Linked DNA regions of Homo sapiens: regions 1 and 2 are each linked to region 3. A link is a loop called in an ENCODE intact Hi-C map of the cell type or tissue named here. Cell type or tissue: heart left ventricle. All regions are shown on one strand.

What was found. Peaks named below come from ENCODE experiments on the same cell type or tissue, not always from the same donor. Only the 100,000 strongest peaks of a DNase experiment are listed, where the experiment ranks them.
Region 1: it touches region 3 in a loop (7-fold over the local background); 54 of 110 quality-filtered maps call a loop at or near these places.
Region 2: a loop joins it to region 3, with 2.8 times the contacts of the local background. A loop is called at or near these places in 75 of 110 quality-filtered maps.

The regions. Positions count from the first base shown.
Region 1 is chr10:102,222,742-102,230,741 of GRCh38, forward strand. ELOVL3 (ELOVL fatty acid elongase 3) reads left to right here and starts at 3,558. Exons shown (of 4, transcript NM_152310.3): 1 at 3,558-3,908; 2 at 4,885-5,016; 3 at 5,676-5,827; 4 at 6,084-6,848. The coding sequence starts at 3,808. The coding sequence ends at 6,511. It overlaps PITX3 (paired like homeodomain 3), which reads right to left. Exons shown (of 4, transcript NM_005029.4): 4 at 7,448-8,000. The coding sequence ends at 7,773. It also overlaps a transcript of GBF1 not described here. RefSeq lists silencers at 3,540-3,589, 7,117-7,285, 7,642-7,901, 7,912-8,000. In heart left ventricle, a CTCF peak has its summit at 7,199 (motif pointing right); DNase peaks (open chromatin) are centred at 3,550, 7,220 and 7,880; H3K4me3 peaks cover 1,887 bases; H3K27ac peaks cover 694 bases; H3K27me3 peaks cover 1,250 bases.
Region 2 is chr10:102,348,204-102,356,203 of GRCh38, forward strand. It overlaps GBF1 (golgi brefeldin A resistant guanine nucleotide exchange factor 1), which reads left to right. Exons shown (of 40, transcript NM_001377137.1): 5 at 3,053-3,171; 6 at 3,640-3,748; 7 at 4,255-4,315; 8 at 5,397-5,451. It overlaps LOC107984263 (a long non-coding RNA gene), which reads right to left and starts at 3,113. Exons shown (of 2, transcript XR_001747574.3): 1 at 2,999-3,113. In heart left ventricle, CTCF peaks have their summits at 4,098 (motif pointing left) and 4,300; no DNase peak of the experiment used is centred here.
Region 3 is chr10:102,164,621-102,172,620 of GRCh38, forward strand. No RefSeq gene overlaps it. Among named protein-coding and RNA genes, the nearest start is that of NOLC1, 16 kb to the left of the region's middle. In heart left ventricle, a CTCF peak has its summit at 4,980 (motif pointing right); a DNase peak (open chromatin) is centred at 4,991; H3K4me3 peaks cover 462 bases.

The DNA of each region.
Region 1 (8,000 bases), 58 kb after region 3:
TTGGCACCAGGTAATACAAGTGATTGGTGTTCTATAAACTTCCAAAGCCTGCTCAGTTATTCATCTGCTCACACCATCCCATGCTTAGCGCTTCTTCCTCTATGTTGAGGCTTTCAGGAGGGCTACTGGGGAAAAAAAACAAAACAAAACCAGTGACCACACAAAAGATAGGCTTGGAGTATTTATCCTGGAGAATAAATAATGTCACTCAGGTTTACATGCCAAGGATTTCATCCATTCAATCACTTGCGCAACAAATATTACCTGGGTTATGCTCAGGGTTAGGAGAATGATGAAAAAAACAGACATATTCCGGCAGTGGCTCATGTCTGTAATCTCAGCACTTTGGGAAGCTGAAGTGGGCAGATCACTTGAGGTCAGGAGTTCAAGACTAGCCTGGCCAACATGGCGAAAACTGTCTCTACTAAAAGCACAAAAATTAGCAAGGCGTGGTGGCACACATCTGTAGTCCCAGCACTCAGGGGACTGAGGTACGAGAATCGCTTGAACTCAGGAGGCAGAGGTTGCGGTGAGCCAAGATCAGGCCACTGCACTCCAGCCTGGGCGACAGAGCAAGACTCTGTCTCATAATAAAAAATTTTAAAAAATAGACATAGTCCCTGCATTCATGGAGCTCAAGAACTAGTAGGAAAAACAGGCATTGATCAAGAAATCACAAAAACAACTAATTATAAACTCTCACTGAAGAAAAGAAATACCATGCTCTGAGAACAGTTTATATAAAATAAGGGTACCAGACCAAGTCCAAGGGTCAAGGAATGTTTCCTCTAGAATATAATTTCTGAAGATTTTTCCTCTTCTTTTTTCTTTTTTGAGACAGAGTCTCGCTCTGTTGCCCAGGCTGGAGTGCAGTGACACAATCTCTGCTCAGTGCAACCCACGCCTGCCAGATTCAAGCAATTCTCCCTGCCTCAGCCTGCCAAGTAGCTGGAATTACAGGTATCCGCCACTACACCTAGCTAATTTTTGTATTTTTAGTGGAGATGGGGTTTCACCATGTGGGCCAGGCTGGTCTTGAACTCCTGACCTCAGGTGATCTGCCCACCTCAGCCTCCCAAAGTGCTGGGATAACAGGCGTGAGCCACTGCACCTAGCTTTTTTTTTTTTTTTTTGAGACAGAGTCTCACTCTGTCACCCAGGCTGGAGTGCAGTGGTGTGATCACAGCTCAGTGGCACGATCACAGCTCACTGCAGCCTTGACCTCCCTGGCTCAAGTGATCCTCCCTCCTCAGTCCCTGAGTAGCTGGGACCACAGGTGGGCGCTACCATGCCCAGCTAATTTTTGTACTTTTTGTAGAGATGGATTTTCACCATGTTGCCCAGGCTGGTCTCAAATTCCTGGGCTCAAGCAATCCCCCCACCTCAGCTTCCTACAGTACTGGGATTACAGGCGTGAGCCACCGTGCCCAGCCCCGAGTGTTCTTCTTTCCCTCTTCCACATACACCTCCTCCAAGCCTCACCATTAAACCTCACAGGGAAAGACAATGTTAAATATCTTCACAGAGAAATCCAGGACTGAGTATATATTCTCCATATGCACTTGTAAACCTCCCATAATGATTCACCTTGCCATTTCCATGTGTCTAGTCCACAATATCATTTTATCTACATTATCTGGCTTGCATACTAATCACAACCTTGTGACATAAGCAGGCGAGTATGACTATATGCATTTTTTTCTGAAGTAGAATGTGACAAAGGCTAGGTAACTTGCCTAAAATCACATGGCTCATTAATGGGGGTGCTGGGACTTGAACTTGGGTCTTGTAAGACCTAGATGGCATTATTCTTGTAATATTCATTCTTTTATTTATTCATTCATCCATAGACATGTATTGATCACCTTTTGATTAGCTGTCAGGCTATATATGGAGCCATCAGGAACCACTGAAGGTTTTTTTTTTTTTTTTTTTTTTTGAGACGGAGTCTCACTCTGTCACCCAGGCTGGAGTGCAGTGGCACGATCTCTGCTCACTGCAAGCTCTGCCTCCCAGGTTCACGCCATTCTCCTGCCTCAGCCTCCCGAGTAGCTGGGACTACAGGCGCCTGCCACCACGCCCGGCTAATTTTTTGTATTTTTTAGTAGAGACGGGGTTTGACGGTGTTAGCCAGGATGGTCTCGATCTCCTGACCTCATGATCTGCCCGCCTCGGCCTCCCAAGGTGCTGGGATTACAGGCGTGAACCACCGTGCCCGGCCGAACCACTGAAGGTTTTTAAGCAGGAAAGCAGAGCTGTTTTCTGGATGAGCAAACAGAAAGTAGTGGTTTTCCAAGTACAGTCTGAGACAACCTATAGGACCAGAATCTCTGCAGTTGAGGCTCAGGAATCTGGTAATCAGCCAGGTATAGGAACTCTTTTCTGATTGCAATGCAGTGAAGAGCAGAAGCACTGTATTAGAGAAAGAGGCAGTGCAACCAGGTAACGTGACCAGGTGAGAAGTGATGAGGTACAGAGACAAAGAGATGCACTTTTGAGTCACTTAGATGGCACTGATAGGACTTCCACTACACCCTCGCATAGACAGTGGCTGAGGTTCAGGAAATAGAGCTGGGGTTCCTACTTGGATCCTCTGGCTCTAGAGCTTTACTGCACATAGCCATTTATACCCACATCTTGATTTTAATTATTTTATATCTATGTTTCTTAGCACTTTTTGCAAATTTCCACCTTATCTCAAACTGCCCTCAAGCCTTGTATTTCTCCTTCGCTTTCATAAAACCTAGGAAAGAAATAAGGGACAGCCAAGTAAAACTTTTAAAAGTTTTAGAACATTTATTTCTTTGGGGCTGGTTACACAGGCGAGAAAGAAGTAGATTTGGTTAGGGAGAGAAAACAACAGGCCTTGGGGAGATACACTGGCTCTCCCCCTCCCTAAACCCTAAGAGGCCTCCAGGAAACCTGAAGACAATAATTCCAGAAGCCCAGAGGGTGACCCCATTTCCTCTCTCCATGGTTATTACTGTCAGTCTGGAGCAGTTCAGGAATTCAGGAAACTATAAAGAAACCACAACAGCCTCAACAACCCAAACATCAACATCAACAACCTCAACAATAAAACTCCTTAAAATTCATCTCCTTCCACCCACTCACAACCGCAGACTCGAAGCTAGGAGGTGGAAGGGACTACAGAAGCTCTGCGTTGCCCAGGTTAGTATTTGCTCATCACAGGCCTGGGTTTCCCAGGATCTCAGGGAGCCTGGAAACTGACGCCTCCATTTCTGGGTGGGAGCACCAAAGCCTAAGGACACCTTTCCTCTCTCTTCACTGCTAAGCAGGTCAAGATTAAAGCAAACCGAGGCAAAGGCCACGGTTGACAGTTCCAAGGGAACCCGCAAGGCCGCACAGGATGGGGTGGACGTTTTACGGGAGAAAAGGCTGGGGAAGTGGGCGGGCGATGGCCTACGACGGGACTTGGGGCGGGGTGTGCGAAACGCCTGGCAGGCGGGCCCTTGAGTATGACCAATCAGAATGCGGACTGCGTCCCAGGGGCGGAGCAGAGGCGTATCTTGGTCGAGATTGGATAGCGGCGGGGCGCAGGAAAGAGGTCGCGCCAGCCCGGGCAGGCAGCTTTGCAAGTCCGCGTTATATATCGCAGTGGCTGCGCCCGGGATAGCTGGCTGCGCCGCCGCGCACATGCCTAGGTTCGACGCCCTCCTCCCTTTGCCCAGGAGTTCCTTCTGTCCCGGCTCTGTTCCGTCTCGCCCCGAGGTTCACGCCATCCTCGGAGCCCCAGCCTTTCACCCAGCGCCTCCAAGCTTTGGACCTTGACTTCTGCAAAACTAGATGGTCACAGCCATGAATGTCTCACATGAAGTAAATCAGCTGTTCCAGCCCTATAACTTCGAGCTGTCCAAGGACATGAGGCCCTTTTTCGAGGAGTATTGGTGAGACTTTGGGAGAGGGAAAGGCCATGCCAGGGCCCCGGGGCCGGGGCGCGAGGGGGTGGCATTGAATGCCCACAATGATTTTCTTACAGAGCAGAGTTATGGGACTCCCTTGTACTGGCTTCACACTACCTTTGTCCGAGGTGCAGGTAGTATGTGGCACCTCAAAGAGATTAGAGCTGAAAGCAAGCAAGCAGAAATAAGAGGATGAGGGAGAACGTGGAAATATACAGAAGTCAAAGAGAGCGTGTAGTGAGAAGGGTCTTGGAGGCGTGAGGTTGATCTGAAGCCTTACTAGATGACTTCCCCGTCCTTTGTGGCTGTGTGTGCGCGCGTGTGTGCACAGTGCAGGGCCCGGGGGACAGCCTGCCCTTTACAATTATCCCATCGTTCCCCAGGTGCTCCACCGTTCCTGCTGTGGAGAAGGAGGCGAAGTCAGAGAGCTCTTCCAAGCTTTCCCCAGGAAGAGCTCTCTGGCTTTGCCTTAAAGCTCCCCAGAGGTTTTGGAGGCTGACTTTATGCTCCAACCAATTTGCCATACCCCAGCCAGGGAGAAGCTATTGCCACATTCTTCTTACGCCACAGCCCTGGTATGCTTCTAGGAGCCCCAACCAGGGAGAAGCTATTGCCACACTTCTTACACCACAGCCCTGGGCTGCTTCTAGGCGCGGGCCAGACAGCCGTCACCCACCTCTAACCCCACTGAGAGAGCAATAATCACAGAAACCTTGGACATAGCTCCTGCCCTGTGCTAGATACTTTGTATACGTTAATACCCCCAGGAGAGATGTAGTATTCGCGCTCTACAAATGAGGAAGCCAAGGCTCAGAGAATTAAGTTGGTTTTTCCAATGTCACATAGCTAGTAAGTGGCAGAACTGGGACTCCAACCCAGAGCACTCACCTGGAGAGATGAGTGGGCATTTCTCTAATCAGCACCCACCCATGAGCCCATCCCTCTGCCTTCTGCTTGCCAGGGCAACCTCATTCCCCATAGCCCTGATCTACCTGGTTCTCATCGCTGTGGGGCAGAACTACATGAAGGAACGCAAGGGCTTCAACCTGCAAGGGCCTCTCATCCTCTGGTCCTTCTGCCTTGCAATCTTCAGGTAAGACCCCATCCCACTCCCTGCCTCTTCTCTAGATCTTAGACCACCATTCTATCCCTTGAAGCTTTCCCGATTGCATCAACCTCCATCCTGTCCCCAAGTTGCCTTGTAACACTCTCCCCATCTCATTCTCGGCTTTAGTTCCCCTCCCAGCCTTCACCCTCTTCTGTTATATTATCCTGTTTTCCTTCTCTTTTAGACCCCTACCTGGTGGTCTCTGCTTTGTCCCTCTTGCCTTCGTAGAGTCTGTACTCGCAACTAATTTCTCCAGCCTCTAATAGTGTCACCTCCTAACACCCTCTCTCAAGACCCTCCAATAACTTCCCCATATTTTCTCCCCCAAACTCCTTCAGTCTTCCCCTATCCCTCTACACATCTCCTCCCAGGCTCCTAACCCCTCCCAAGAACCCCATTCCTTAACTCAACTTTCAGTCCCATCCCCCTGCATTCCCTGATCTTTCTCCAGCCCTCGTCTCCTCTAGACTACTGATTGGATCTACCAGATTGGCTTCAGGATCTCAGGAGCTTTGACCCACCCCCTGTGGACAGGTGGGGAGGTGGTAGAGCTTGGAACACAGTAACCTGGCCAAGCCGGGGGAAGGGTGGATTATTGGTGCCTGGGGATGACACTTACACCATCTTCCTTTGTCCCATTTCAGTATCCTGGGGGCAGTGAGGATGTGGGGCATTATGGGGACTGTGCTACTTACCGGGGGCCTAAAGCAAACCGTGTGCTTCATCAACTTCATCGATAATTCCACAGTCAAATTCTGGTCCTGGGTCTTTCTTCTCAGCAAGGTCATAGAACTCGGTGAGTGGCAAAGCTTTGTCTTTCTGGTGCCTTGTGAACTGCATCCTTCCTCAGGGCCCTCCCTTCACCCATCCCATGGAGGGTCTCTTTCCTACCCTTGGGTCCCAATAATACCTCTCACCCAAGCCCCTCTACAGATTCTCTGCCACAAAGACCCCCTTCCCTCCCCTGAGAATTTCTCCCGTGTCCCTACATCCAGTGCAGAGGGTGGTCCCAGCACTGGGTGGTATGCCAACTATGACTCTCCATCTCCCAGGAGACACAGCCTTCATCATCCTGCGTAAGCGGCCACTCATCTTTATTCACTGGTACCACCACAGCACAGTGCTCGTGTACACAAGCTTTGGATACAAGAACAAAGTGCCTGCAGGAGGCTGGTTCGTCACCATGAACTTTGGTGTTCATGCCATCATGTACACCTACTACACTCTGAAGGCTGCCAACGTGAAGCCCCCCAAGATGCTGCCCATGCTCATCACCAGCCTGCAGATCTTGCAGATGTTTGTAGGAGCCATCGTCAGCATCCTCACGTACATCTGGAGGCAGGATCAGGGATGCCACACCACGATGGAACACTTATTCTGGTCCTTCATCTTGTATATGACCTATTTCATCCTCTTTGCCCACTTCTTCTGCCAGACCTACATCAGGCCCAAGGTCAAAGCCAAGACCAAGAGCCAGTGAAGGTTTGGAGAGAACAATGAAGCTCCAGGCTCTCTCTTCTCCAGGGCACCAAGAGGCTGGGCTTAGTTTTGGGAGAATGATTAGGTTGCCTTACCTGCATGGTTTCCCCAGAGGATGTGTGCCCCAAGGTGGCTGGAATTTTTGACAGACAAGAAGGGTGACCTTGGGATGGGGGTGTGGTCTGTTACTTTAATGTTTCTGTTTTTAATGTGAAGGCCAAGCAGGCCCTGGGATGGGAGTGGGGCGGAGGAGGGTCCTAAGAGCTGATTATTTAATTTCTATCCAGAAATCTTTCTTCTTCTTGCTCTGTTTTTTTAAATTAAAGATTTCAACAAAATTTTGAGAGTTGGGGGATTTGGGGGGAAAGAGGGCTGCTGTGATGGCAGGAGGCTGCTACCAAGGGGATGATCTGCAGGTGGGACGCCTGAGGGTGTGTGGAAGGGTGAGAGGCACACACACAGACACTGAAAGAATCCTAGGCCTGGTAGGCACTTAACAAATGTCTGTTACAGACCAGAATTTTATTGCTGTTAGAGACCCAAGCCCCTCATAGGAACAGTGAGAAACAGGTGCAGAAAGGCGGAGTAACTTTATCTAAAGTCATAGGCTCCCTGAATAGCAGAGCTGACACCTACAAGGAAGCGTTGGAGACCAGATCTACCAGCTAGCCTCCCTGAGACCACGAGGTGGCGCCGCAGCACCGGCTGTGGCCGATGCCAGCCAGGTAGCCGGTTTCCCACGTCCCCCGCACGCACGCACCTCTTTGCTGCAGGAATCCCGGGCTGCCCCGACCTGGAGTAGGGGGGGTGGTGAGTGGGACTGAGTCCCTAGAAGCCTGGACCCTCACTTCGTTCCTGTACATCCAGCTCGCCTGTAGACAGTGGGGGAGGATGAAGGGAAGAGGACTCAAGCGCAACTTTGAATCATCACGCCTTCGACAGTCCGCGCACGTTTATTTCATTTATCTTTGAAAACGAGGGAGGGGAAGCCTGGAGAAGGCGGGATGGGCCAAGGGTGAGTTGGCCCCCGGGGAGCTGGTCCCTGTTCCTGGCTTTAGTCCCAGGGGCGCGGTCTGTGTGTAGGGCCTAGTCCACCCCTCAGGGCTGGGAGGGGAAGGCCCTCTCCTGAGCCGGTGCCCCCCAGCTGCCCAAACACCCCTTTCAGACCCTGGGGCGGGAGCAAGCCAGTCAAAATGACCCCAGTCCGCGGAGGCTGTGAATCGTTGCCCCCGCCCTCGGGGATGATCTACGGGCGGGGCCGCTCATACGGGCCTTTCCACGGCGTACTGGCACGGACTAAGGTTGGCTGCCGGGGGCGGCCCGTGCACAGCGGGGTAGCTGAAGGAGGCGTGCTGTTTGGCTTTGAGCCGCAGGCTGGCCAGGCTCGAGTTACACGGGTCCCGATAGACGTAGGGGGAAGAGGCGGCAGCCGCGGCGGCGGCGGCGGCCGAGGCATAAGGGCAGGACACGGCCCCGGAGGACACGGCGGC
Region 2 (8,000 bases), 180 kb after region 3:
TGGGATTACAGGCATGAGCCACCGTGCCCAGCCCATAACTGCCTGTTTAGAAAATTAACTTTGCTACTTCATTCAACCTCAGGGGACAAGAACTACAAAGAGATCAGTAGAGCTTAAACCCCATTAATGGAGTCTCTCTGAATCTATTCTGGTTGGGGGATGGAAGGAGTGTCTGATTCAAAGTAATAATTTAAAAGACACCTTAACAAGAGAGATTACTGAAAGAGAGGAAGAAATGGATCCCCAGGAGCCTTGTGAGATGGGAACAAGGCTACTATTCACTTATCTCTGAAATGCTACACAACACTGAGAAGGACCTGGGTTTCCTATGTGGGCCCTGGTGGCCTGGGTAGGGACTGTCAGGCAGGGCTATGAGATAGAGGCCCTGAGAGTATGGGATTTTTTTGTGCTGATCGGGAGAAACGTGGAGAGGTGGTGTGATAGGAGGAGCTGGGTCACCCCATTTTATTATATGTCATGAAACTGGCTTCCTTCTGCATGACCTCTAAAGTAACTACTCCCAGTGCTGAGTAGAAGGACACTGTAAATAGGACAAAGAAAGTCTTGATGTGGTGTCGGAGGCTAATGAGGACAGAAGAAAAAGAGGAAACATTCACAATTAGTAAAAGACTTCTGGCTTATCATTGCAAGAGAAATGTTTGGGGGCCAGGCACAGTGGCTCACACCTGTAATCCCAGCACTTTGGGGGTCCAGGCAGGCAGATCACTTGAGCCCAGGAGTTCAAGACCAGCCTGGACAATATGGGGAAACCCCATGTCTATAAAAAATACAAAAATTCTCCTGGCATGTTAGCACACATCTGTAGTCCTAGCTACTAAGGAGGCTTAGGTAGGAGGATCACTTGAGCCCCAGAGGTCGAGGCAGCAGTGAGCCATGATTGCACCACTGCACCCCAGCCTGGGCGATAGAGCAAGACCCTGTCTATTTAAAAACAAAAAAAGAAAAAAAAAAGTTTAGGTTCTCAGCCATCCCCTGAGCTTTAGGCTCAGGAACTCTCTGATTTCAGGTACCAAGAAAGAGAAAATGGGCTGGGCACAGTGGCCCAAGCCTGTAATCCCAGTACTTTGGGAGGCCAAGGTGGGTGAATCACCTGAGGTCAGGAGTTTGTGACCAGCCTGGCCAACATGGTGAAACCCCATCTCTACTAAAAATACAAAAATTGCTGGGTGTGGTGGCAGGCACCTGTAATCCCAGCTACTCAGGAGGCTGAGGCAGGAGAATTGCTTGAACCCAGGAGGCAGAGGTTGCAGTGATCCGAGATCATGCCACTGGACTCCATCTGGCCTGGATGACAGAGTGAGACTCTGTCTCAATTCAAAAGAAAGAGAGAGAAAAAATAACAACAATCTTATAATTCCTGTGACTAAAATTAGGGGGTGTTCCTGCATTACACCATGCCACCTCTGGAGCAACTTTCTCTGTCACTCACAAAGCTTTTTCATATGCCTGCCCTTTCCCCCTACTTAGGCTCCCCCTTTAGAACTAAACAGCTCTGGAAAGGATCCTTCAGAGCAGACCTAGGGCAGGAGCTAGGCAAGACCCTTGATGGTGACAACTTATTTGGCTATTTCTCGTGGCTATTTAATACATGAATGGGAGCTGAGTTCCCTGCTTAATAGCATTTGTGTTCATTTCCAGCGTGGTGCCGGTTGTCTGACCTCTAGCTTCTCCCCTCTTATTCTGTACAGCTGAAATTCTCCCTCCTGCCTACCCCCCAGCTAGTCAGCCTCCAGTCCTGTTTAGTTTATCTTTTTTCTCTCCTAATGCCTGTTAAGCTGGAAACAGGATTCTTGCTCGTCGTCATATTATTTTAAATAAGAATGAAACTAAAGAAGAGGTCTTTGGGCCAGGCATGGTAGCTCACACCTGTAATCCCAGCACTTTGGGAGGCCGAGGCTGGCAGATACCTGAGGTCGGGAGTTCGAGACCAGCCTGACCAACATGGAGAAACCCTGTCTCTACTAAAAATACAAAATTAGCCAGGCGTGGCGGCGCATGCCTGTAATCCCAGCTACTCGGGAAGCCTCAGGCAGGAGAATCGCTTGAACCTAGGAGACGGAGGTTGCAGTGAGCCAGGATCTCACCATAGCACTCCAGCCTGCCAACAAGAGCGAAACTCCATCTCCAAAAAAAAAAAAAAAGTCTTCAATCTGCTGTAATGTGGCACTCAGATATGAGTATTGGCGGCAGTGAGTGTTCATTTCCTCCTCCTGCTCCCCTAATTCAGTTGCGCCTGAACACAAAACTCCAAAAGCAACCAGAGAGAGAAGCTGTGTTGAAAGATGAAAGGAGAAAAGGCCACAAGCTTTGGCCCTACCTGGTTCTTGTTCTGAGTCAAAAACTCTTGTTTCCAGGCCCCTCGTCTATGAAATTAGTAGATTTATACTAGTGATTCCCAGAGTATGGTCCCCTGCTCGGTGGTGTTTAACTTCAACTGGGGTCTTGTTAGAAACACAAATTCTCAGGCCCCACTCTGGGCATACAAAATCAAAACTTTGTGGTATGGGTCCAGCAATTGAGAACCACAGTTTTACCCAGTGGATTTTGTGTTGAGGAGCTCATTAAAACCAGTTATGGGGCCGGGTGCAGTGGCTCACATCTGTAATCCCAGCACTTTGGGAGGCCGAGGCAGGTGGATCACCTGAGGTCAGGAGTTCAAGACCAGCCTAGCCAACATGGCAAAACCCCATCTCTACTAAAAGTACAAAAAAAATTAGCTGGGCATGGTGGTGGGCGCCTGTAATGCCAGCTACTCGGGAGGCTAAGGCAGGAAAATCGCTTGAACCCAAGAGGCGGAGGTTGCAGTAAGCTGAGATCACGTCATTGCACTCCAGCCTGGGCCACAAAGTGAGACTCTGTCTCAAAAAAAAAAAAAAAAAATCAGTTGTGGGCAAAAATTCTCAGGTAGCTCAAGGAGCCACGGGTTAGGGAACTGAAGAGGAAAAACTGTCTCTCAAAGCTAGACAGGCTGCCTTACCTTTTATCTCTCTCCTCTCCACATCACTTAATCTTTCCTTTTTCGCTGGAGCAGATCCCACCCATGAGGGCACAGCAGAGGGCATGGAGAACATGGCAGATGCTGTCACCCATGCTCGTTTTGTGGGCACGGATCCTGCCAGTGATGAAGTTGTCCTGATGAAAATCCTTCAGGTAAGCGAGAGGGAAATAGCAATTAGGCTAATGGCCAGGGGCTGGTGCCGCAGACTCTACTTACTCTGCCCACAGCATGAAACTGTGTTTTGACTCCACTGGGGCTTAGGGGAGCTACTTTGTTTCCAGACAAGCAGCTGGGGTACCCAAAGTAAAAGCTTTTTCTAAGGAAAATCAGTAAAAGCTTTATATGAAGTGATGTCAAATACCAGAAGCCTTAAATACACTTGTACCTCTGGCCGACTGTATTTGTGCCGTCCATCTCTTGGGCTCATGGGCTAGGGCTAGAATCAGTTCTGAAATATGTCAGGGTCATAAAAAGTGAAGAAACAATTCCAAGGACAAGCTTCTTGGAGACCTCTCTACCAAGCTGAGGTGAGGTCAGCATTCTTGCTAACCCCTCTCTCTTACCCTTGAGTACCTCTCAGTACCTTGTTTATCACAGTAATTCCTTTTTCTTCCTGATAGGTTCTACGGACTCTGCTGCTAACCCCAGTGGGTGCCCACCTAACCAATGAATCTGTGTGTGAGATTATGCAGTCTTGCTTCCGGATCTGCTTTGAAATGAGGCTCAGTGGTAGGTGCTTGGATATTAGCCCCTTCACCATTCCTGGGGCCAGTGTCTGAGTATGAATACAGGAGGCTGTCTTCCCAGAGAGATGGAAAATTCAGGACTTCTCCATCATCTATCTCATGCGATCATAGGGGTCTAGAAGAAATGTCTGTACTTGGCTATTGTGAAGCTAGAATAGAGACCTCAGCCCATTATGCCAGGGCAGGAGTTGGGATGGATCCCAGATTGACTTAGCCCAGGCACCAAATCACCCTCTCTTGGGGTTTCTGGGATTGACACCAACCTGCAACCCCCTAGAACACATCTATACCTCCCCTTTTTTCCCTGACTCAGTAGTGCCACCTAGTGGGCCAGTGAAGTTCTGGCTGCCAGGCTGAGCTGGAGCTGGTTTTAATAAGTTTGGCATAATCCTTGGTAAACAAGGTTTGGAGGGGAGTCTGCTCTGAGAACCCTCTTGATAATAGCACAGCAAGTAATGACACCTGTGTTATTTGTTTTTGCCTGTGCAGAGTTATTGAGAAAATCCGCAGAGCACACTCTCGTAGACATGGTGCAGCTGCTCTTCACAAGGTAAACCTGCTGCTGTTTGCTTCAGCCCGGCTGCCCAGGCCTCTTGAGTCTGCCTGCTTCCACACAGCCACGTCAGGGACCTGGCCAACCCCACAGCCGCATCAGAGGCCACTGGGATTATGGATGGGGGGTAGTTCTCTGGGCCCAGGGTTACTGAGCAAGGGAGAAGGAGGAGGGAGCTGATTTGGCCTCACGGGGAGGCAGAGGGTTATTTAATATAGGCCAGCAGACCTCATTCTGCTTCCCAAATTTGTGTCTGTTTCTGTGCAGGTAGCAGCTGGGAAAGGGAACCCAGAGAGGAAGCCAAACTCAAGGGATCATGATTTCTGTGGGAGAGGGCCAAAATTAGGGTGACTAGCAATTGTGAATTGCCTGGGACTGTCCTGATTTCAGCACTAAAAGTTCTGCATCCTGGCAAACCCCCCTCAGTCCCAGGCAAACCAAGATGGTTGGTTACCCTTTGGTAAGGCCCTTAGCCTAGGGCCTAGGAGGCCTTTTCATACTAGGCCTGTTTCCTGCACCTCCTTTCAACAGACTCACAGAAGAGCTGAGGCAATGGCTTTAAACCTTCCTCTGGGATTTCTTTTTGCTCTCAAATCTATAGATAATAATCCTTATTATCTACAGACTAGACTGCCCTTGGATCCTGCTGCAAAGAATTTTTTGCTCCTCAGGCTCAAATTTACTGGTTTCAAAACTTCAACCTGCCTGTTAATTCTTCTCTTTTGCCCACTCTCCTAGGGTTTTGATAGACTGCCCTCCCCCCATCTCTTGGCAGCAGTATTTGCCAAGTAAATATAAGCAGGAAGGAATCAGTCTCAGGATAAAAAGAGCCTCCACACTCCAAGGGCACTTACCTTGCTCTCACAACTACCTCCTTTTGTCCATGTCACACATCCCCCGATTCCTGTGGCTCTTTGATGAAGCTCTGAAAAGGATGAAATTAGTCTGCTTCTCTTTTGTAGCCTTTTCTAAGACACAGGGCATGCTCTGGCTCAGAGCACCTTTGGTTTGTGGCTGGCATGGAGGGAGACATTTGTCATTATCCCTAATGACAGTTGATGGATTTTCTATCTTATAGGTTACCTCAGTTTAAAGAAGAACCCAAGAACTATGTGGGGACCAACATGAAGAAGGTATGATCTGAGAGCTGATCTGCTGTCCCTCATCCAAACCTTAATCTCCCAACTTCAGTGCCTTGGGGTAACCTTGCTTAGCAAAGATATGCTTTTGCCTAAACAGGTCTGCTTGGAATCTAGAAGTAGCTCTCACTCCTTTCGTGAGAAATGTATTCTCTTCCAGATATATCCCTTCCTCAGCTTTTCTGCTCTGGCCTATCTTTGAACCACCATGTAAGCTGGTGAGCCAGTTCTTCATGGAAACTGCATGGTACCCATCAGTCTTGGCTAAAAATGTCTGTTGACAAAGATGAAAGTCCTGCCATCCCCTCAAGACTTAGCCTTATCCGCAGGTAGAAGGCCTAGAGAGGCTATGTCCCAAATCCTACCTCAATGCTGAATTAGACTGGGCTCTTGCTTGTGCTAGTCTGTATTGAAGAGATTAGTCAAGTTAAGAACCAAAGGGTTCTTAAACTGCTAGGAGAAGAATAGTGGTCAAAAGAATGGCTTCTTTCTATCTTGAACTGAAGCCCTGGACTTCACGGGCCTCTGATGAGGATTCCGCTTGCAGCCCTAAGAGGGTCTACCTATGGAGATGACCCTTAGCTGTGTGATGCATGCACCTGACCTTCTCCTCTCCCCTGTCATCCATCCCCATTCCTGCCCTGTTCCCTGTTGGTATGTGTCTGAGTTTATTTCACTGTTAAATCGTGCGTTTGCCTGTCTTTCGCAGATATCTCCATGTCTCCTCAACAAACTGGAGCTAAGTAGTGGGGAGCAGACCAAAGCCCTGAACCAGTTAGAGAGGGTACTACTCTTTAAGAACCTCAAGGTCTCTCTCCCTCTCTTTCCCTTCCCCTTTTTATTTCTTTCAATGTTTATTTTTTATATATAACACCTGGGTCCCATTTCCATTGTGTAGAGCACAACTTACTCCTCCCTAGTAACACAGCACGGCTTTGGAAGAGTTGCACGTGATTGTAGCTTTGCAGTGTTGGGAATTCTCCTGGGGCATCTGGTTGCCTGGATACAGGAGAAGGAAGACTTGAACATCACATAGTTAGCCTAGAAAGCCTGGGGTCTGCTGTTACCTTGTGGGGAGGCTTAAGATCTACCATTTCTAGGGAAACCGTGAGGGACCTTCAAGCAAGACCCTTCCCCCTTCTACCTTATCCTTGTCTCAGAGCTGGCATAGAGAGCTTAAGCACAGTCCTCAGCTCTATCTGGATTACCTGGACTGGGTTTGGAGGGAAAGGGTAGTCCATCTAGTTGGGATCTTTTTTTTTTTTTTTTTTCTTGGTTACCATTAAAGAGGTCATTCCAAGGATTAGAACTCTAGATTGATGGAAAGAAGCCAGGTGCCAGGATAGCCCAGGACACTGGGAATACTTTGGGATCTGTGAAGATGCCCTCTGTCCTCTAAAAGTCAAGGTATAGGGGAGCTTAGGGGAGGGATCCAAGCTAAAGATTACCCTAATCTGCATATACCTGCCTTAGGAAGAAAGGGGAGAGAAGGAGGTGTGGGCTGTCTGGGCTGTCCATCACAAGAGTGTGCATGCTGAAGGTGTGGTTGTGGACATACAGGTCACTGAAAGTAAAAAACTCTGTGTATGTACACCTAGCTAGATAGTCCATTGGCCCGTGTTCTCTTTGAATGCATTGTGTCATTTCATTTGTGTGCTTGCACAGTCTCAAGCTGCAGCTCTCATTAGTGGCTATCCAGCATGTTGCCATGATTATTAACCTGGGACCTGCTCCTTTTTTGTAAAGCTTACACTGTCCTTTGGAGTACAGAGTCATACAGATAAGGTGGCGTAGAATTCCATGAATACCTACTGCCCACCCCACACCTTCAGACCTTAGGAGAGGGAGAATAGCTATACCTTTTAAGGGCTGAGGCATTCGTGAGAACTGGCAGCCTCTTGGCCCCTACTCCAGCCAGCAGGCTGAGAACACTAATTGAAATGATCAGGTTGGAGCAAGCTTTGCAGAAGATAGAGAAGGAAACGTGAAAAACTGATCCTCGTATGGGAAGGAATCTCAATGACTGACTGGCTTCTCAGTGGAAGTAGGACTGCCTGGAGTCCCTGAAATGGGGGAGCCTCCTGGAGAGAAAGGCTACCTCATAAAAGTAGATCCAGTTCTTAGTACTTTTGGGAGCTCAATGATAACTGCCAGTAGAGCCAGGAGGTCTCTCATTGATCTCTTGGCCTCTTGCCCTTTTGCATGTTTGGCGGACTCTTCTCCCATAACATTTTTTACTATGAACTTGATCCAGTTGAGCTCCAGTGGTTCCTGGGGAGAGAATCCTTTTGCTTCCTCCTTAGCTATAGCGGTCAGTACGCCTGAAGCTCAGTTCTAAGCATATGACTGCAGGCATTTTGGAGATGGATCATCTAGAAGTATAAATCCAGTATGAGGCTGTTGCTATGTTACTAAGAGCTGGGGGAAGGAAGGGCTCAGCTGTTCAGCCTCATCTTTATTGGAAGGAGCTATGGGTAGGAATGGAAGAATTGTGTGGTTTCTAAGCAAGGAATCAAAGATTACCCAGGTTCTGAGAGCTTGGG
Region 3 (8,000 bases):
AGCAAAGACTTGGAACCAACCCAAATGTCCATCAATGATAGACTGGATTAAGAAAATGTGGCACATACACCCCATGGAATACTACAGCCATAAAAAAGGATGAGTTCGTGTCCTTTGTAGGGACATGGATGAAGCTGGAAACCATCATTCTCAGCAAACTATCACAAAGACAGAAAACCAAACACCGCATGTTCTCACTCATAGGTGGGAATTGAACAATGAGAACACTTGCACACAGGGTGGGGAACATCACACACCAGGGCCTAATGTGGGGTGGGGGGAGGGAAGGGATAGCATTAGGAGATAGATATACCTAATGTAAATGACAGTTAATGGGTGCAGCAAACCAACATGGCACATGTATACATATGTAACAAACCTGCACATTGTGCACATGTACCCTAGAACTTACCCTAGTATAATATAAAAAATAAAAAGAAACACGGATACTCAGGGGCCCATCCTGAGATCTATTGAGTCAGACCCTGGTGCTGTCTGGTGAGGCCCGGGCACTAGGGTATTTTTAAAGCTCCCAGATGATTCTAATGAACAGGTAGAGTTGAAAACCGCTTATCTAAAGAGTATTTGAAAAGAAGTGAATTGGTATTTCCCACCTTCATGCTTCCATTTTCAAATATACTTGTTAAAAATAATAGTATAAAATGAAAATTTCAGGCCAGGTACAGTGGCTTACGCATGTAATACCAGCACTTTGGGAGGCCAAGGCAGACGGATCACCTGAGGTCAGTAGTTCGAGACCAGCCTGGTCAACATGGTGAAACCCCGTCTCTACTAAAAAATACAAAAATTAGCTGGGCGTGGTGGCACGTGCCTGTAATCCCAGCTACTCGGGAGGCTGAGGCAGGAGAATTGCTTGAACCCTGGAGGTGGAGGTTGCAGTGAGCTGAGATCGTGCCACTGCACTCCAGCCTGGCGACACAGTGAGACGCTGTCTCAAAAATTTAAAAAAAAAAAAAAAAAATTTCATCTCAGCCCTGTTTCCTGGAACCTGCTTCTGTGTCTCCTTCCAGACAGTTTCTAGGTATGTGCTACTATATGCATCCTCCCCTCCTTTTTTTCTTGGCACAAATGGGGCAGTTCGTCAAGTGCAATGTTTTGCAACTTTCAGAGCTCAATTCATAGCAGAACACAGCAGCTCATTTTTAATGGCTATATGGTACTCTGTTTTAAGTTATTTAAATTAGTACTTTAGGGGCAGAAGTTTAAGTATTTTGCTATTACAAATAGTGTTACACTGGGTAGTCTTATACATGAGACTGAGTATCTGTGTGTTTTTATGTAGGAAATATTCCTAAAAATGATGGCTGGTTCAAAGGATATTTGCATTTATTAATAACATTTTGATCATTATTGCCCTCCAAAATCGTTCTACTAATCGTATAGTTCCAGCAACATTTTATCAAAGTGCCTCTTTGCCCTCTTGCCAACACTATTTACCAAATTGATCTTTGCTACTTGGATAAATGAAAATGCTCTCTCATTTTTGTTTGTTTTTGTTTTATAGTGGTAAAACACGACATTAAATTTACCACTAACCATTTTTAATTGTATGGTTTAGTAGTGTTAAGTATATTCCACTGTGTAACAGATACCTAGGACGTTTTCATCTTGTAAAATTGAAACTATATTCATTAAACACTAATATCCCCTCCTCCCCAGCCCTTGGCAACCATCTTTCTACTTTGTTTTTATGATTTTGGCTACTTTAGATATAACCTCATGAGTGGAACAGTAATGATATTATCTTTTTGTAGCTGGCTTATTTTACTTAGCCAAGCCAATGTCCTCAAGGTTCATCCATGTTATAGCAGGTGACAGGATTCCCTTCCTTTTTAAGACTGCATGATATTCCATTGTACGTCTATACCACTTTCGCCCAGACTGGAGTGCAGTGGCGTGATCTCAGCTTACTGCAACATCCGCCTCCCAGGTTCAAGCAATTCTCTGCCTCAGCCTCCTGAGTAGCTGGGATTATAGGCACCTGCCACCATGCCTGGCTAATTTTTGTATTTTTAGTAGAGACGGGATTTCACCATCTTGGCCAGGCTGGTCTTGAACTCCTGACCTCGTGATCTGCCCACCTCGGCCTCCCAAAGTGCTGGGATTACAGGTGTGAGCTACCACGCCTGGCCTTGGCATTTTTATTTTATTTATTTTGAGACAGGGTCTTGCTCTGTCACCCAGGCTGGAGTACAGTGGTGCAAACTTGGCTCACTACAACCTCCACCTCCCAGGCTCAAGCAATCCTCTCATCTTAGCCTTCCGAATAGCTGGGACCACAGGTATGTGCCACCACACTTGGCTAATTTTTGTGTTTTTTGTAGACAGGGTTTTGTCATGTTGCCCAGGCTGGTCTCGAACTGAGCTCAAGCTATCTGCCTGCCTTGGCCTCCCACAAGTGTTGGGATTACAGACGGGAGCCACCGCGCCCAGCCCGTTTTCATTTTTAAGTTGAATATGACATACATCCATTAATTTATTCTCCTTAAAACATAAATAATTTGTGAGGTTGCTGTTTATTGTTTAAATCATGACTTTTCTTCTGTATTGTATAACCCTTCTCAGTCTTGTTTGCTTTTTTCCGACAGAACTCATTTCCTCTTAGGCCTTGCAAAGCTGAGTCTGCTACGTTTTGCAGCTAGTGTGTTACACAAATGAGGCGGTTTAGCAAATTGCCTAACAGTATTCATTAGGAAGGTTAACCTGAGTCTGCGTTTGTTTGTTTGTTTGTTTGTTTTTGAGACAGGGTCTTGCTCTGTTGCACAGGCTGGAGTGCAGTGGTGCGATTACGATCACCGCTCACTGCAGCCTCAGCCTCTGGGGCTCAAGCAGATACTCTGATCTCAGCCCCCTGAGTAGCTGAGATCCTCCCACCTCAGCCTCCTGAGTAGCTGGGACTACAGTAGTCACTAGGCTTGGCTAGTTGTTTTTTTGTTTGTTTTGTTTTTGTTTTTGTTTTTAATTTTGTTTTGTAGAGACAGGGTCTCCCTGTGTTGCCCAGGCTACTCTCAAACAATCCTCCCACCTCAGCCTCCCAAAGTGCTGGGATTACAGGCGTGAGCCACTGTGCCCAGCCCAGAGTGTACCTTCTGATGTAAAATGAGAATACTGGCTGGGCCTGTAATCCCAGCACTTTGGGAGTCCAAGGCGGGTGGATCACGAGGTCAGGAGATCGAGACTATCCTGGCTACTTGCAGTGAGCTGAGATCGCACCACTGCACTCCAGGCTGGGTGACAGAGCAAGGCTCTGTCTCAAAAAAAGAGAGAATACTATCTCAACTCATTTGTAGATTCTTGACTCTCTCAGAGGCTTGTTGTAAGGACTGAGAATTTAAAGCACTTAGTACAGTCCCTGGCATATTATAAGCACTCCATAACTGCCTCTTGCTCAACAAAAAAAGCTTTGGAAATGATGTTCTTTGGTTTCCTTGTGATGTGCAACATGCCATTTTGGCAAAGGCATCAAGCATATGTTAATGATTATTTCCCTGCAATGGTTTTTTGTTGTTTCACGTTTATCATCTTTATTCCTGATACAAAAATGGATATGTGGAATTGGTCCTATTAGAAACTTCTTAGTTTTGTGAAGAATCTGGAATTCCTACCCCTTGCTGATGGGCTCTGGCACTGAAATCCGCAAATTCAGTCAACCAGACACATGGCTCATGCCCCTCTGCATCATGCTTCATGGACACAGGCAGGAGACTTCCTAATGCCCTGTTGGGGGCTTGCCCTTCGCCCGGTGTAGCCTTACTGCAACCCTGTTAGGTGGGTATCGAGTAGATCATTCCATTTGGGGCCAGGTAAGTCTTTGCTTTTGAGGACTGTCCTGTGTGTTGTAGGATGTGTGGCAGCGTCCCTGGCCTCTAACACTGCATGCCAATAGTTTCCCCTAGTTGTGACAACCAAAAACGGCTCCAGGCATTGCCAAATATTTTCTGGGAAGGAAAATTGCCCCTAGTTGAAAACCACTACGGAAACAGCCCTGAGTATCAAATGATTTACTTAGGGTTGATGAAACTGCAACTTAGTGGCACATTGAGACAAGAACACAGGTCTCTGTATGTCCAAACATGGAGCTACCTGTATTCAATAGTCTTTGTGAACCTGCTATGTACTCGTCATAGAACTCCCAGAGAGCTCAGTGTCTAATGGGGAAAGTCAGGCATGGGAATGGTTTCTGTGCACTGAGCTGAGTTCTGTCCCAAACTGAAGGTCAGAGTAGCACCCCTAAGGGTACAAGCAAGAAAATACTTGGCTTGGCCCGGTGTGGTGGCTCACACCTGTAATCCCAGCACTTTGGGAGGCCGAGGCAGGCAGATCACGAGGTCAGGAGTTCGAGACCAGCCTGGTCAACATAGTGAAACCTCGTCTCTACTAAAAATACAAAAAATTAGCCAGGTGTGGTGGCAGGCGCCTGTAATCCCAGCTACTCAGGAAACTGAGACAGGAGAATCGCTTGAAACCGGAAGGCGGAGGTTGCAGTGAGCCAAGATCGTGCCACTGCACTCCAGCCTGGGCAACAAAGTGAAACTCTGTCTCAAAAAAAAAAAAAAAAAAAAAGAAGAAGAAGAAGAAGAAAAGACTTGGCTGATGGTGGCCTAGGATTCTGAAGACAGCTGCAGTTTGCCAGGAGCGAGAAAAGTGCATACCGTGTAAGGAAGAGTGCCTTTTCCAGTGGGAGAAGAGGGCTGTTAGAATGGGTCAAGCAGAGGTGTGCGGGAGGTGGGGGCAAGATACTGCGAAATTTCACTGAGAGTTCAATGTCAATGGCCTTTTGTACCTAAGTTAGGAATTAGTACTTTATTTTGTCCACCTGAGTATGTTAGGAGATTTGATAGTCTAATACAATACTCCTGGCACTAATCCGGTTGCGGTGAAAGCACTATTTCTGCCGGACCACGAAGTTCTCAAATCCCTCCTGCAGAGCCTGTCTGCAGTTACCGATGGGGCCAGTAGGTGGCGATGTTGCCCCCCTGTTTAGGGAGCTGGGCTGGACTTAAATAGAAGCTTAACTCCTTACTTACTCCAGTGCTATTCAACAAACTTGAAGAGCCGGGCGCAGTGGCTCACGCCTGTAATCCCAGCACTTTGGGAGGCGGAGGCGGGCGGATCACGAGGTCAGCCGATCGAGACCAACCTGGTTAACACAGTGAAACCCCGTCTCTACTAAAAATACAAAAAATTAGCGGGGCGCCGTGGCGGGCGCCTATATAGTCCCAGCTACTCGGGAGGCTGAGGCAGGAGAATGGCGTGAGCCCGGGAGGCGGAGCTTGCAGTGAGCCGAGATAGCGCCACTGCACTCCAGCCTGGGCGACAGAGCGAGACTCCGTCTCAAAAAAAAAAAAAAACACCTTGAAGAGCCCACTGTGAGCCTTTGGATACACAGATGAATAAGACACAGGCCCTCATCTGAGGCTCTTTAGTTTTGGAAATTAGAGAAGGGGTTTTTTGTTTGTTTGTTTGTTTGTTTGTTTTGAGACAGAGTCTCGCTCTGTCGCCCAGGCTGGAGTGCTGTGGTGCCATCTCGGCTCACTGCAAGCTCTGCCTCCTGGGTTCACGCCATTCTCCTGCCTCAGCCTCCCGAGTAGCTGGGACTACAGGCGCCCGCTACGGCGCCCAGCTAATTTTTTTGTATTTTTTAGTAGAGACGGGGTTTCACCGTGCTCTCCATCTCCTGACCTCATGATCTGCCCGCCTCGGTCTCCCAAAGTGCTGGGATTACAGGCGTGAGGCACCGCGCCCGGCCGAGAAGGGAGGTTTTCTGGTCTCTGGTCTGTACTGGTTATCCATGAGAGGTTACCTGATACCTGAAAGCCAGTGGCAGGCAACATGGCTTGTAGAAGATTAATGTTCCCCGTGGAACCCCAACCCTACCTCCAGGTCCTGGCAGGGCCTTCGGGCTCCTGCAAGGGTGACCGGCTGCAGATCCCACTGCTGATGGAAATTGCGGGCCTGTGTTCTTCCTAGGTCTGGGAGCTCAGAGGCTTTGATGCCTTCTCCTCTCTCCTCTCTCTTCCCTCCTCTCCCAGCATAATCTCAAGGAGCTCAGGATTGAGGAGAACAAATGCCAGGCTTCCGCCTTGGAAGTGGATACTTCCAAGTGGCAGAGGAAGTACAGAGTATTTCAAGAAATTAGCCTGCCAAACAGAAATTTATCCATTCAGCAAAAATTCATCCATTCAGAAAATATGAGTGGCTGCCATGCGCCAGGTACATGACATGTGATCCTGTGTGGTAGCTGTTGCAGATACAATCCTGAATGAACAAAAAACACAGTTCCAGCAATCAAAGTTTACTCAAAAAAAGTTTTGTTTACTCAAAAAAGACAAAAAGTTTGTCCGACTAGTGAGGGACAAAAATATTAATCCTCACAAATAAATGTGTAAATACAAACTTCAGTGTGTGAAGGCAGGTTGTACAGAGCTATGAGAGCATGTAATAGGGGCAGCTGACCCATGTGGTGGTGGGACTTCCTCATGGATAGCATGACCATGTAACTTTTTTTTTTTTGAGACGGAGTCTGGCTCTGTCGCCCAGTCTGGAGTGCAGTGGCCTGATCTCCGCTCACTGCAAGCTCCGCCTCCCGGGTTCACTTCATTCTCCTGCCTCAGCCTCCCGAGTAGCTGGGAGTACAGGCGCCCGCCACGCTAATTTTTTGTATTTTTCATAGAGACGGGATTTCACCGTTTTAGCCAGGATGGTCTCGATCTCTTGACCTCGTGATCTGCCCGCCTCGGCCTCCCAAAGTGCTGGGATTACAGGCGTGAGCCACCGTGCCCAGCATGACCATGTAACTTATTGTCTGAACTGGGATGCTTTTGAGAGGAAGAGGGAGGGAAATTAGTCTGAGATGAATAGGTGTAAAGTGAGGCTATGCTAGTCATGCCAGGACATATGGTCACTCTAGTAATAGAAATCTAAGAATAGGAAGTGATGTTTCAGCCAAAACCTGAAGTTAAGGGTTAATTAGGGGAAGCTAGAGGGTTGGGGGTGCTAGATATGTGAGTTTTCCAGTTAGAGGGAATAGCACGTGCAAAGACCTTTTTGTGCCTTGGGAGGATGATGGAGACCCCACACTGAAAGGTCTATGCAGCTGGAATGCAGAGTGAGGAGAGAGAGCAGTGTAACATGAAGCTAGAGAGGTAGGCAGGGGTAGAGTAGGCAGAGGCTTTGTAAGGCATGTTTGAAATGTCGGTCTTTAATAAGGCAGTAGGGGCCAGGCTTGATGGCTCATGCCTGTAATCCCAGCACTTTGGGAGGCTGAGGCGGGCAGATTCCCTGAGGCCAGGAGTTTGAGACCAGTCTGGCCAACATGGCAAAACCCCGTGTCTACTAAAAGTACAAAAAATTAGCCGGGCGTGGTGGTGGGCACCTGTAGTCCCAGCTACTCGGAAAGCTGAGGTAGGAGAATTGCTTGAACCCGGGAGGCGGAAGCTGCAGTGAGCTGAGATTACACCATTGCACTCCAGCCTGGGCAACAAGAGTGAAACTCTGTCTCAAAAAAAAAAAAAAAAAAAAAAAAAAAAAAGGCAATAGGAAGCCATTCAAGGTGTGAGTGTCTTAGCTTGGGCTGCGATAACTAAATACTAGACTGGGTGGCTTAAACAACAGAAATTGATCTCTTACATTCTAGACTCTGGGAAGTGAAGCATCAAGGGGCCGACCAATTCACTTCCTGGTGAGGGCTGTCTTCCTGGCTTGCAGATGGCCATCTTGCTGTGGCCTCACATGATGGGGGCAGAATGGGGCGAACAAATTCTTTGGTGTCTCTCTTTTTTCTTTTGTGTTTGTTTGTTTTAGAGACAGGGTCTTGCTATGTTGTCCAGGCCATAGTGCAGTGGCTATTCACAGGTGTGATCGCAGCACACTACAGCCTCGAACTCCTGGGCTAAAGTGATCCTCCCACTTCAGCCTCCTGAGTAGCTGGGACTACAGACACGTGCCACTGCACCTGGGTCTTCGGTCTCTCTTTTTTT